2 separate regions of the Homo sapiens genome follow, and region 2 is linked to region 1. Evidence: chromatin contacts called from ENCODE Hi-C data. All regions are on one chromosome and are shown on one strand. The core of a region is the stretch at or near the end of the contact, and the rest is flanking DNA. Distances in the headings are between cores, read along the strand shown. Region 1 has its middle 67 kb from the start of LINC01601. Region 2 has its middle 260 kb from the start of SLC14A2-AS1.

Region 1 (5,345 bases), core at 846-3,345:
TCAAGTCCTGAAGAAAAAAATCTTTCTTTCCCAGAAGGCTTTGTCTTTGACTCAGCTGCTGTCAATTCATCACATCTCTAAGTCTCTATGATACACAGAAAAATTAAGACCAACAATTTCTACTCCACCAAGGATAATTTAGAGAATCATAAACAGATTTCACTCTATTCACCTGAAACACTGATGGAGTCTGAAGCAAAAAGATGTGAAAGGTTGGAGAGGCTCTGTAAAACAAAACAAAACAAAACAAAACACAGAAAACACAAGAAGAGACTAATAAAAATTGTAAGAGCTAACACTTATTGAATACCCACTATGTGCTGGTAATTGCCATTGCTAAGTAGTTCATACACATCATGTATTTTCATCCTTAAAATAAACCAAGAAATATGTGCTAATTATTATCCTCTTTTTACAATAAGTAAACTGCCTCTAAGATGAATGGATAATGGAAAAATGTTTTGTTTCTGGAAAATAAAGAATGTTTAGATGACTTGTTAGTTGTTAGGTGTGCCCGTTTGTCGGAAGGGTTTCCTGTGCTATGTAGGAAGTTGGACTTGTTTATCTTTTAGATCCTTTTTGGTACTCCATTTCTGTAAATATTTTTGGACGTTTACTTTGTTCTTAGATCCTTTGAGATGCTTACCAAGCTCAATCTTGATCAAGTCACTTAATCTCAATGATTTTTAGTTTGATCATCTAAATTGGGGTTGCCCTAGCTGATTGGCCTGTCAGAAGTTCTCCTAAGAGTCCAACATGAGTGAATGTTTTGAGGACCATCAATGGTCTGTCTAACGCATCATCATCATTATTTTTTAAATGTGATATAATTTCTGTGTTGCAGGAATTTTCAGTTCATGAAGATATTTTACTTACAAGATAAAGACATGTTCATAAACAGGGAACAGATAATCCTTTTCAATGTTTTCCTATTTGAGTCATACAATCTCAGGTTTGGGACAGGGAAAGAAACCATGAATTGATGAGAGAAAGTGGTCCTAATTCCTTCATAGTGATTGTGATAATACAATAATACATGGAAATTGTAATAATCCTTTGTATTTATGGACACTTCAAATTTTCAAATTACTTATACATTAGTGATCTCACCTGATCCTCCTTTCGTTTCTCAGTTCCAGGATTATTTTTTTCCTTTAACTGTATTGACTATTCAGACACCTGCGTCTGCTGTTAGCACAGTTTTTGGGGACCTTGATAGCCCACTTAGGTGTCCCATTTTACTCCCTCAGCTTTCACTTTCATCACAGTAGTCCCTTCAGCCTACCCTCCTAAGTTTCTTTCCTTCCTTTTCCCTTCCTTCCCTCCCTCTTTTCCTCCATAAACATTTAAGAATTCAAGGGTGTTTCATATGCCAAGCACTATGTTAGATGCTAGAGATGAATAGTTAACAAGGGTCTTCAGTCTGAAGAGATCAATCTTATTGAGGAGATGGAGAAAAAAAAAACAGACAAGTATGCCGTGATGGTGATATAATAGTGGTGAACAAAGGAGGTTCTGAAGAAGGTCAGGGCAGGGAGCTGATTCTAACATAAAGAGGGAGGTCAGGGAAAACTTCCCGGAGGAGGCACACCCTGGGTTAAGTTGATCAGGAAGATTGGCAGAGGGGACAGTGTGAGTAAAGCCCGAAAAACCTGCTTCTTAGCTGCTCTTGGTTTCACTGAGGGCAAAAGAAAGAGTGCAGTGCTCTTGAGTTACAATGTTTCTGTCCTCAAGATCAGGGATTATTTAGAGTTTTGGCTTTAAAAGTCAAGCCATAGATCCTATGAATTCTGAGACTGACGCCTTGAGCTTTCTAGACCACCCTTCTCTTTTGGTCAGACCTGAGGTGCTGATGGAGCCACTGGCTCCTGCTACATCTCTGGGTTTGCCAGTGATTAAGGGCATTTTTGTCTGAGTGCCTAAGTGCTGGGGCAGACTGCCCAGCTTCAATGAATCGATGGACTAAAAATTGTCTTCCCAGCAGGCATTGCCAAGCAGCCTCCAGCCAACACTACAAGCAACTGAGAAAAGATCCATTGAGCTCAGCAGGAGGCTCTGTTTCGGCTGACTCAGCTCCCTGGAAGCACTTCTCCAGTCATTTATATCTCTACTTTTCCTCTCTGAGCTCCGCTCTGTATCTCTGCTCTTTGTGCCAAGCTGGGAGGCACTGAGGTTTCAAATGGCTATGCATTATCAATATCTCAGTGTGCTTCTGACAGGGCATAAAGTAGACCTGACCCAATAGTCCATTTTTATTCTCTATTAGTTTAATTCACATTGGGTTTGGCCCAAGTCATAAAGATTTTAGTTCAAGAAAAACATTTTACAAGGTGACGAATGAGATTAATCTTGCAAAGATCGTGGAAAATAAAATATTTGAATTGGAAAACCAGAGTTTAAGAAACATGTGAAAGGTCATACAACCAGCTGGTGGAGGAACTAGGTCTAGAACCTAAAATTAGGTAGGGCTTCTGGCGAACTTCGCTTTTCTACAAATTACTATGTTTTCCTTTTTTTCTAGAGAGTATTTTTGAAAATAATATTCTATTATAACTGCAACACTATGAAGTCATTAGGGCACATGGCAATGCTAAAACTTTGTTGATGAGGAAAATTGGGCAGACTTACCAAAGGTCACTCAAAGATAAGCAACAGACCTGGGATAGAATTATTTTTCTTTTTTTTTTTGGTGAACCACATTGTAGAATGACCTAGTTCAATAAATCAGGAGATCTGGTTTGAGAGATTAAGTTGGGGCCATTTTGGCCTCTAGTAAGCCATCAGTTTTGAGCAAGTCTCTTGTCACTCTGGTTTCCAGGATGTTCCTCGCCTGTAAAATGTGCAGATTTGCCCGGCTGTGGGCCTACAAAAAGCAGAATACTTAAAGCAGCCAGGCCTTTGGTGCTTTCTTCTAGGGGGCACCTGTGAGTCGGTTTAGCTGATGGCAGATACTCTGGAATGCTGGTCCACAACGGGGAACCCTTCTGATTGTTTCAGAGAACTTAGAAATAGATATTTTTATGTAAAATCTCTTTATTTTTAATTGTTGATGAGATGTACAAAATAAAACAAACAGTGTTTGAGCCAAAAAAAAAATGCCTGAGGGCTAGAAGTAGCTTATAAATTGTCTGTTTGCAATGTCTAAATGGCAAGTTCTGCAGTCTTGGTGAGTGTTAACACTCCGTGACTCCATACACCTTGGAACTCCTTCTAAGTTGTGTTCCTTCGAGTAACACAAAAAGATTACTTGATTATGTAAATGAGTGCTAAATTTCCTTGGAGCTCATTGTCATTCAAATATATCTTAAATACCTAGTAAATTGCTTTGAAGGAGTTTAAGTATTAGGTCTTAAAGATATGTAATGAAAAGGGAAACCTTGAAGTCCTCCTTTTTTTTTTCCTTTGGTGGGTTCCAATGAATAGATTTATTTTGGCTTTGAAATAACATTGCTCCTGCATTCCTCACTGTTGTCCTATGTCCTGGTCTCAACTGGACGATAGATTTTTTTAAAGACCAGAAACTGTTCTCTATATCTTTTCCTTTTCTCCTTGGCCAACATCATATGTGAACACAGTCTGAGCCTGGATAGTCACTCCTTTCCTTCCGGCCCTCTTTCATCCATTGGTGTTTGTTCCTGAATTATACAATGGTTCTCTTGAGACAGGAATAGTACAGGGTGGTCACAGGAGAATAAAAATTCTAGGCAATAGTTTAACATGACTAGAGGCTATGGGCTGATAAGACTCTGAAAAACAGGGTGTGGACCAAGTTGGCTAAGACTGACTGGACCCAACATGGCCGTGGATTCTACCTAGGTTTCACCTGGGACCTCACTATATGCCCATTAACATACAAATCACACACCGACCAGTGACATGAGAGTTCTGAGACCACACATATTTGGTGTAAAAGTGGGTAGCACCATGTTCCGAGAAACCTCTACCTTTTTCCAGGGATTTTCATAAATATTCAGCTCCTTGGTTAAAGAAACCCATAAAGGTAGCAGTCCTAAACTCCACTGTGGGATTCTCTCTTGAGTACACCCTCACTCCCCATTCTTGAATATGTACTTTCTTGAGTGTATTTGTTTTGCAATAAATCGCCATACTTTCACTATTTTCTGACTCATCCTTGCATTCCTTCTCACGATGGTGTCAAGAGCCTGGATGTCGGCTGAGGTCTCTCCCAGCCCCCTGGTATCAGTCTCTATGTGACTGATTTCCTGAATCTTTTGATAAAGTTCCTCTTTCTCATGCTGCTAAGCATATTCTCCTGAGTTCTCTTCTTGACTTTCTTTTTTGCTACCTCAAATATCACTTTCATGCAGATAATATCAATATCTTCCTTCTTTATTCTACTCCTATATCTACCTACATACCCATCAGAAAAACCATCATTTAACTCAGCGAAAACAGGACCACATCCTGCCTTACTCACTTCAACTAGCTATACCACCATGGAAAAGAGAGGGCAGGTGTGAGACACACTGTTTGGTCAAATGTACACAGTTTTTTTTTTTTTTTTTTGAGACGGTGTCTCACTCTATTGCCAAGCTGGAGTGCAGTGGTGCAATCTCGGCTCACTGCAACCTCTGCCTCCAAGGTTCAAGTGATTCTCCTGCCTCAGCCTCCTGAGTAGCTGGGACTACAGGCACCTGCAACCACGCCCGGCTAATTTTTGTATTTTTAGTGGAGACAGGGTTTCACCATGTTAGCCAGGATGGTCTCGATCTCTTGACCTCGTAATCCAACCGCCTCAGCCTCCCAAAGTGTTGGGATTACAGGCGTGAGCAACCGCGCCTGACCAATGTACACAATTTAATGCCTGAAGTGAATGTGAAGAGTAAGACAGAAGGAAGAGGCAAAAATGATTCTAAGTTACAAGTCTAGGTGATTTGGTGTGTGTGGATACTGGCAATAGACATGAATAACATATCAAACCAGGGTCAGAAACAGATAGTGGTTTAAATCTGAATCATTAGTATTTAGAAAAAACTAAAAGTACCTTGAAATTTAGACTAATTTGGAAGCTGAGGCTAGAGTTAAGAAGGTTTTCATTTGAGCTACTATAAATTACTATTATTATTATGTATTTATTTATTTATTGAGACAGAGTCTCGCTCTATTGCCAGGCTGGAGTGCAGTGGCATGATCTCAGCTCACTGCAACCTCTGCCTCCTGGGTTCAAGCAATTCTCCTGCCTCAGCCTCCTGAGTAGCTGGGACTACAGGTGCATGCCACCACGCCTAGCTAATTTTTTTTTTTTTTTGGTATTTTTAGTGGAGATGGGGTTTCACCATGTTGGCCAGGCTGGTCTCTAACTCCCGACCCCAGGTAATCTGCCC
Region 2 (5,308 bases), core at 1,455-3,954, 650 kb before region 1:
GTAAGATTCTTTTCTAAGAATGAATTAATGGCATTTGCAGCAACCTGGACAGAATTGAAGACTATTATTCTAAGTGAAGTAACTCAGGAATGAAAAAGCAAACATAGTATGTTCTCACTCATAAGTGAGAGCTAAACTATGAGGATGCAAAGGCATAAGAATGATACAATGGACTTTGGGGACTCAGAGGGAAAGGGCAGGAAGAGGGTGAGGGATAAAAGACTACAAATTGGGTTCAGTGTATACTGCTTGGGTGATGGGTACACCAAAATCTCACAAATCACCACAAAAGAACTTATGTAACCAAATACTTTAACTGTTCCCCAAAACCTATGGAAATAAAAAATTAATAAAAAGATTCTTTTTCTAATGTCTATGGCTGAATTATGAAGTTTTCTCAACCTGATTTCTCTGCAGCCTTCTGCTAACTCTTTCAGAGGAGCAGTGAATATTATTTCTGGTAGGACCTACACACTTTTCCAGTTAACTTGCCTCAGGCATCTCATCTTCAAAGTTTCCCATAATGTTCACAACTGGCTTTCTATTCAGGAAAACATTCCTATAAAGATAACCTTCTTTCTCACCCGAAGATGTCTCAAAGCCAAAAAAAAAAAAAAAAAAAAAGGAAGAAGCCACTAGCCAGAGGATTCAGTTGTAAGACAAGTACAGGAACATTCAGCCCTTTTGACCTCCTGGGTCTTTCTCAATCCCGGGGCAGCACCATTCAGTGGGTTTCCCATGGAAAATCCTGATCTAATACTACCCATCCCCAGATAGAGCTCTGGAGACAAGGGCAATGGGAAGGATGTTTAGAAAGTAGAAAGAACAGGAAGTGAGTACAGCAACGATGGAAAGGAAAAACTCAAAGTGAGAGAGAAAACAAGAGTCATAAAAATTAGCACAAAGGAAGGAGAGAAAAAAGAGAACAAAGAGGAGAAAATAAGAATAAAATTAATAAGGGGGGGAAGAATTAGGCTATGTATGACAATCACGTGTTATAAAGTAGTCATGGAATAAAACGAGATTAAAATACCAAAGAGGACTAGTTAAAAATGTGGCCCCAAATGTGTGCATGCGTGTGTGTTTGTAAATGGTACTCATGATCTAAAGCCAAAAAGTCAAACTGGACCTAATGCTGTGAGCAGAAAAACATGATATAGATGCTCATTAGTACTGCTTTAAGTGCCTTTTGTTGATTTTAGTCACTTGTTTCTTTAAAGTGACCATATTTTCAGTAGTGTTATCAATGTTTGTTAGTAAATCATATCACATGTGTGAGTTTCCACATGTGGGTTCACATTCCACTTTCATTTCAAATCCAAGATCTGGCCTTAGTGAGGGTCCATCTTTTCTTCTGGTGGCTATTAGGTTGATAATTTAGTCAATGACTCTGATTCATAGAATGAATTCAACATTTTTTTTTTCTTTTTAGAGACAGAATCTTGCTCTGTCACCCAAGCTGGAGTACAGCAGCACAATCATAGCTCACTGCACCCTTGAACTCCTGGGCACAAGGGATCCTCCCATCTCAGCCTCCTTAGTAGCTAGGACTACAGGTGTACACTACCATGCCCAGCTAATTTTTTAATTTTAGTAGAGACAGAGCCTTGCTATGTTGCCCAAGCTAGTCTTGAACTCCTGGACTCAAGCGATCCTCCTGCCTTAGCCTCTCAAAGTGCTGGGATTGCAAGTGTAAGCCACCATGCCTGGCCAAATAGATATTTTCTAAAGGAATTATACCATTCATTGCTGTCAAGGGTTGTGCCTGGATGTAAGGAGAGAGACTATTCATCAGACAGAAGAGGAGATAAAATCAGAGAGGCCAGATGTTTCTTAAAAGACCACACATTCATTGAAATTCAGACCAGTTACTCAACCTCTCTGAGATCAGTTATGTCTTTTCTCAAATGAATGTTTTATAATAGTTGTTTCAAGAATTTTTGAGAATATTAAAAAAAAAACAATGCTTAGAAAGTAAATAGCACAAACCCAGAGCAGCTGCTCAACGCATGTTCAGCACACACACAGGCACACACACACAGTTAGCAATACTCCACCCTTTGCATGTACATACAGGGCAGATAAAAAAAAAAAAAAGGCTGGAGCATGACTATGCAAAAAAAATTTTATAATAGTTTTTAATGAAGGAAACATCTCCAAAAATGTACTTATATAAAATATATTTCCTTCTCTATTGATACTGAGGCAAACACGCTTATAAATGGAGTTATCGGTTGCTCCCAAGTGAAGCTGCTTACACACATGAACAGACACATGTGTATATGTAGTCCTGTGCTGTGCTTGCTATCTTAGAGGTAACCCCCAAAGGACGCTGGCTCCTTTCTTCTATTTCCTTGAAAAGGCACTAAAGGGAATTTAAAAGAGAAAAATTATGGAACGTGGACAGCAATGAAAATATCATTTCACTCAGGTTCATAAATCATTTAAAAATTTCTTCTCTCATTTCCCTCCACCCCGCAGATTTATTGAAAATTTATCACCAGTCCTTTCAGGGAAGCTTTTCCCTGTTTAGAAGAGAGAGGAGAATTTTGACCTAAATTGCCTAAGAGCTAAGCCAGAATACCGTTGAAGTTCTGTGGCTCCATTTCAAAACTAGCTTGTGTTTTACAGAATTTCAAACATCCAAGTCACTTCCAGTCACAGGAGCTAAAATTGGCCAGGGTGGAACTTGTGGCTGTCAGAACTGATAAACATTTCCTGAATGCCAATTGGTTGGAGAGCCATGTCTCTGCATGCCATTAAAATAGTCTGAAGTCTACCTCAACATGTAACCCCAAGTTCCAACTGCTTGTCGGGAAATTGAGACTTTGTTTGAACAAGCTCAACCAACTTTTTTAGTCCCACATTCTGTGGTCCAGGGGTCTTATGAGGGCTGAGATCTCGGGGGGAACAGGCCAAGTCCTCCTGTTTCATGCTGGGATAAGAATAATCAAGCTCAAATCCCTTCTGCCCAGGGATCAGGAACTGTCTGCATGCACTAGTGCCTTTCATGAACCTCAGACAGGCCCTCATGTCTCAAGAACAGAAGAAATAACAATCAAATCAAAGCATCCGGTATTTGCTATGGGACGATAAAATGGGTTTGACAATGACTATGACTTTTTTCTGTGTTGGAGGATCTTTCTTCTCTAAGGCACAGTTTTTCCTTGGCAAAACTGAGAGAGGGTGTTGCTTTTTTGCCACCTCCCTACATTTCCTTCCTCTTCCAATCAGTGACTCTTGCCAGCTAAGCATTTACTGCACAAATCTAAATTATCCTGCTACCATCTTCTCAATGGATTATTGACATATACTCTCAGAACCTCACTGATAGAAAGGGGTTTTTTTGCTCCCTACTGACAAATTCAACCAGAGCCAGTTTAGGCACAAGGAGAACTTAAGAGCTCAACTGGATGCTGGAAGGGCATGGATGTTATGGGCCCCAGGGACACCAGGAATCAGGAATTGTAATTCCACCACCTTCCTCTCTCATCAATGCTTCTGTCTGTGTCAGCTCCATTCTCTCCTACATAGATGAGCTTCTTTGGTCATGAGAGACATGGTTGCTTACAACTCCAGTGCCTCGTATCACAGCACCAGAGAATTTCTTTTGGAGCCTGAGTTCAAAAATGCTGAAGAAGTGCTTTGACTGTGTTAATATGAAAAAAAAAAAAAAAAGGCCTACATTAACAGAATAACCAACTGATGTCAGCAGGCTAAGATTCTATAATTGGTCCAGTTTGTTCAGGGGGTGAGATCTGTTAGAGCATGACAGATCTCACTTGAACTACTGAATGAGAAGGGGAGTACTGTATTTCTAGAAGAACGAATAGACAGAGTTATATATGTTTATCAGAGAAATCAACAAATGCTTGTAAAACAAATCTCTCTCCCACATCTAAATCTGAATACAGATAAGTAACTGAGGCCAGAACCCAAGGATGTTTAGGTCATAGGTCCAGGCCTCCACAATCCGTTGAAGGAAGCCACACACCATTACTCTCCTTATCAGCATTTCTTCAACATTACTTGCTCAATTCTCGCAAACTTATATAACTTTTTATACAATAGATGTGTTTATGGAAAATGTGTATAAATCAATTTTTCTAAAGAAAGAATCAAATTTTGACTGTACCGGGGAGTTTGGTGTTGAAACAACCTTTAAAACAAAGTAGTAATTCTGCTAACAGTGCCGAAATAGCCTTAGAATTTACCTTGTGTTTGAATACAGATTTTATATTGGGTGTGCTGAAATTCTAGAGGGTGTCAGGGTGGGAAGAACCTACACATTAAACTTGATGTTCTGTTAATCTGACACTCTGAAAAACATCTTTGGTTGTATCATGGGTGTTTTCCTGTCACTGCAGGCAAGGCAGTCCTTTGGGGTATATAGAGTTGAGTTTCTAGTTTCTTCTTTTTCAAACTGGATGGTCTGAACAAGCTATCTTATCTCTGTTAAGTCTTATTCCCCTCCTCTGAAAAAATGGGGATTACAATAGGTGTTTTGTTTTTGTTTTTGTTTTTGTATTTTTAGTAGAGACGGGGTTTCACTATATTTGGCCAGGCTGGTCTCGAACTCCTGACCTCGTGATCTGCCTGCCTCGGCCTCCCAAAGTGCTGGGATTATAGGCGTGAGCCACCGTGCCCAGTGTGGCGGCACACACCTGTAATCCCAGCTACTTGGGAGGCTGAGGCAAGAGAATTGTTTGAACCCGGGAGGCGGAGGTTGCAGTGAGCCAAGATCACACCACTGCACTCCAGCCTGGGCGACAGAGTGAGAGTCTGTCTCAAAAACAACAACAACAACAACAACAAAAGTTATTTCTACTCTGCAATGTTAGTGAGAGGTTTGAAATGAGGTAAGCCTATGAAAAGACAGTTTAAATTTAACATCACTGTAAGATACTAATACTAACAATACACTATATAAAATATGTATTATTTAATATTGTAAGTTTTTTATTACCTAGGACTATGCTACATTATCCCTTCTTACCATCTGTATTAGTCTACTCAGGCTGTCCTAACAAAATACCACAGATTGGGTGGCTTAGACTACAGAAATTTACTTCCTCACAGTTCTGAAGGCTGGAAGTCCAGGATTAAGGTGTTTGTAGGTTTTGTCCCGAGGCCTCCCTTCTTGGCTTGCAGACAGCACCTTCTCATTGTGTTCTCACGTGGCCTTTCCTCTCTATGTGAATATATTCCTGGTGTCTCTTCCTCTTTTTGTAAGGATACAAGTCCTACTAGATTAGGACCCCTCCTTTATGACCTCATTGAACTTTAATTGTCTCCTTAAAGACTCTAC

Evidence for each region. A loop is a pair of places that touch in the nucleus more often than their neighbours do. Pooled maps may share reads with other maps.
Region 2: a loop to region 1 is called in a map of aorta, with 2.7 times the contacts of the local background. The contact joins two enhancer-like sites. A Hi-C loop is called at or near these places in 2 of 168 maps with a recorded cell type or tissue (aorta and ascending aorta) and 3 of 50 pooled maps.

Annotation. Positions count from the first base shown.
Region 1 is chr18:44,596,266-44,601,610 of GRCh38, reverse strand. No RefSeq gene overlaps it. Among named protein-coding and RNA genes, the nearest start is that of LINC01601, 67 kb to the right of the region's middle. Within about 2 kb of position 2,095, at least 5 of the 41 ENCODE cell types and tissues checked have a DNase peak (open chromatin) inside an H3K27ac peak, as active enhancers do; they include ascending aorta, where a contact is called at or near this core.
Region 2 is chr18:45,246,072-45,251,379 of GRCh38, reverse strand. It overlaps a transcript of SLC14A2 not described here. Among named protein-coding and RNA genes, the nearest start is that of SLC14A2-AS1, 260 kb to the left of the region's middle. Within about 2 kb of position 2,704, at least 7 of the 41 ENCODE cell types and tissues checked have a DNase peak (open chromatin) inside an H3K27ac peak, as active enhancers do; they include ascending aorta, where a contact is called at or near this core.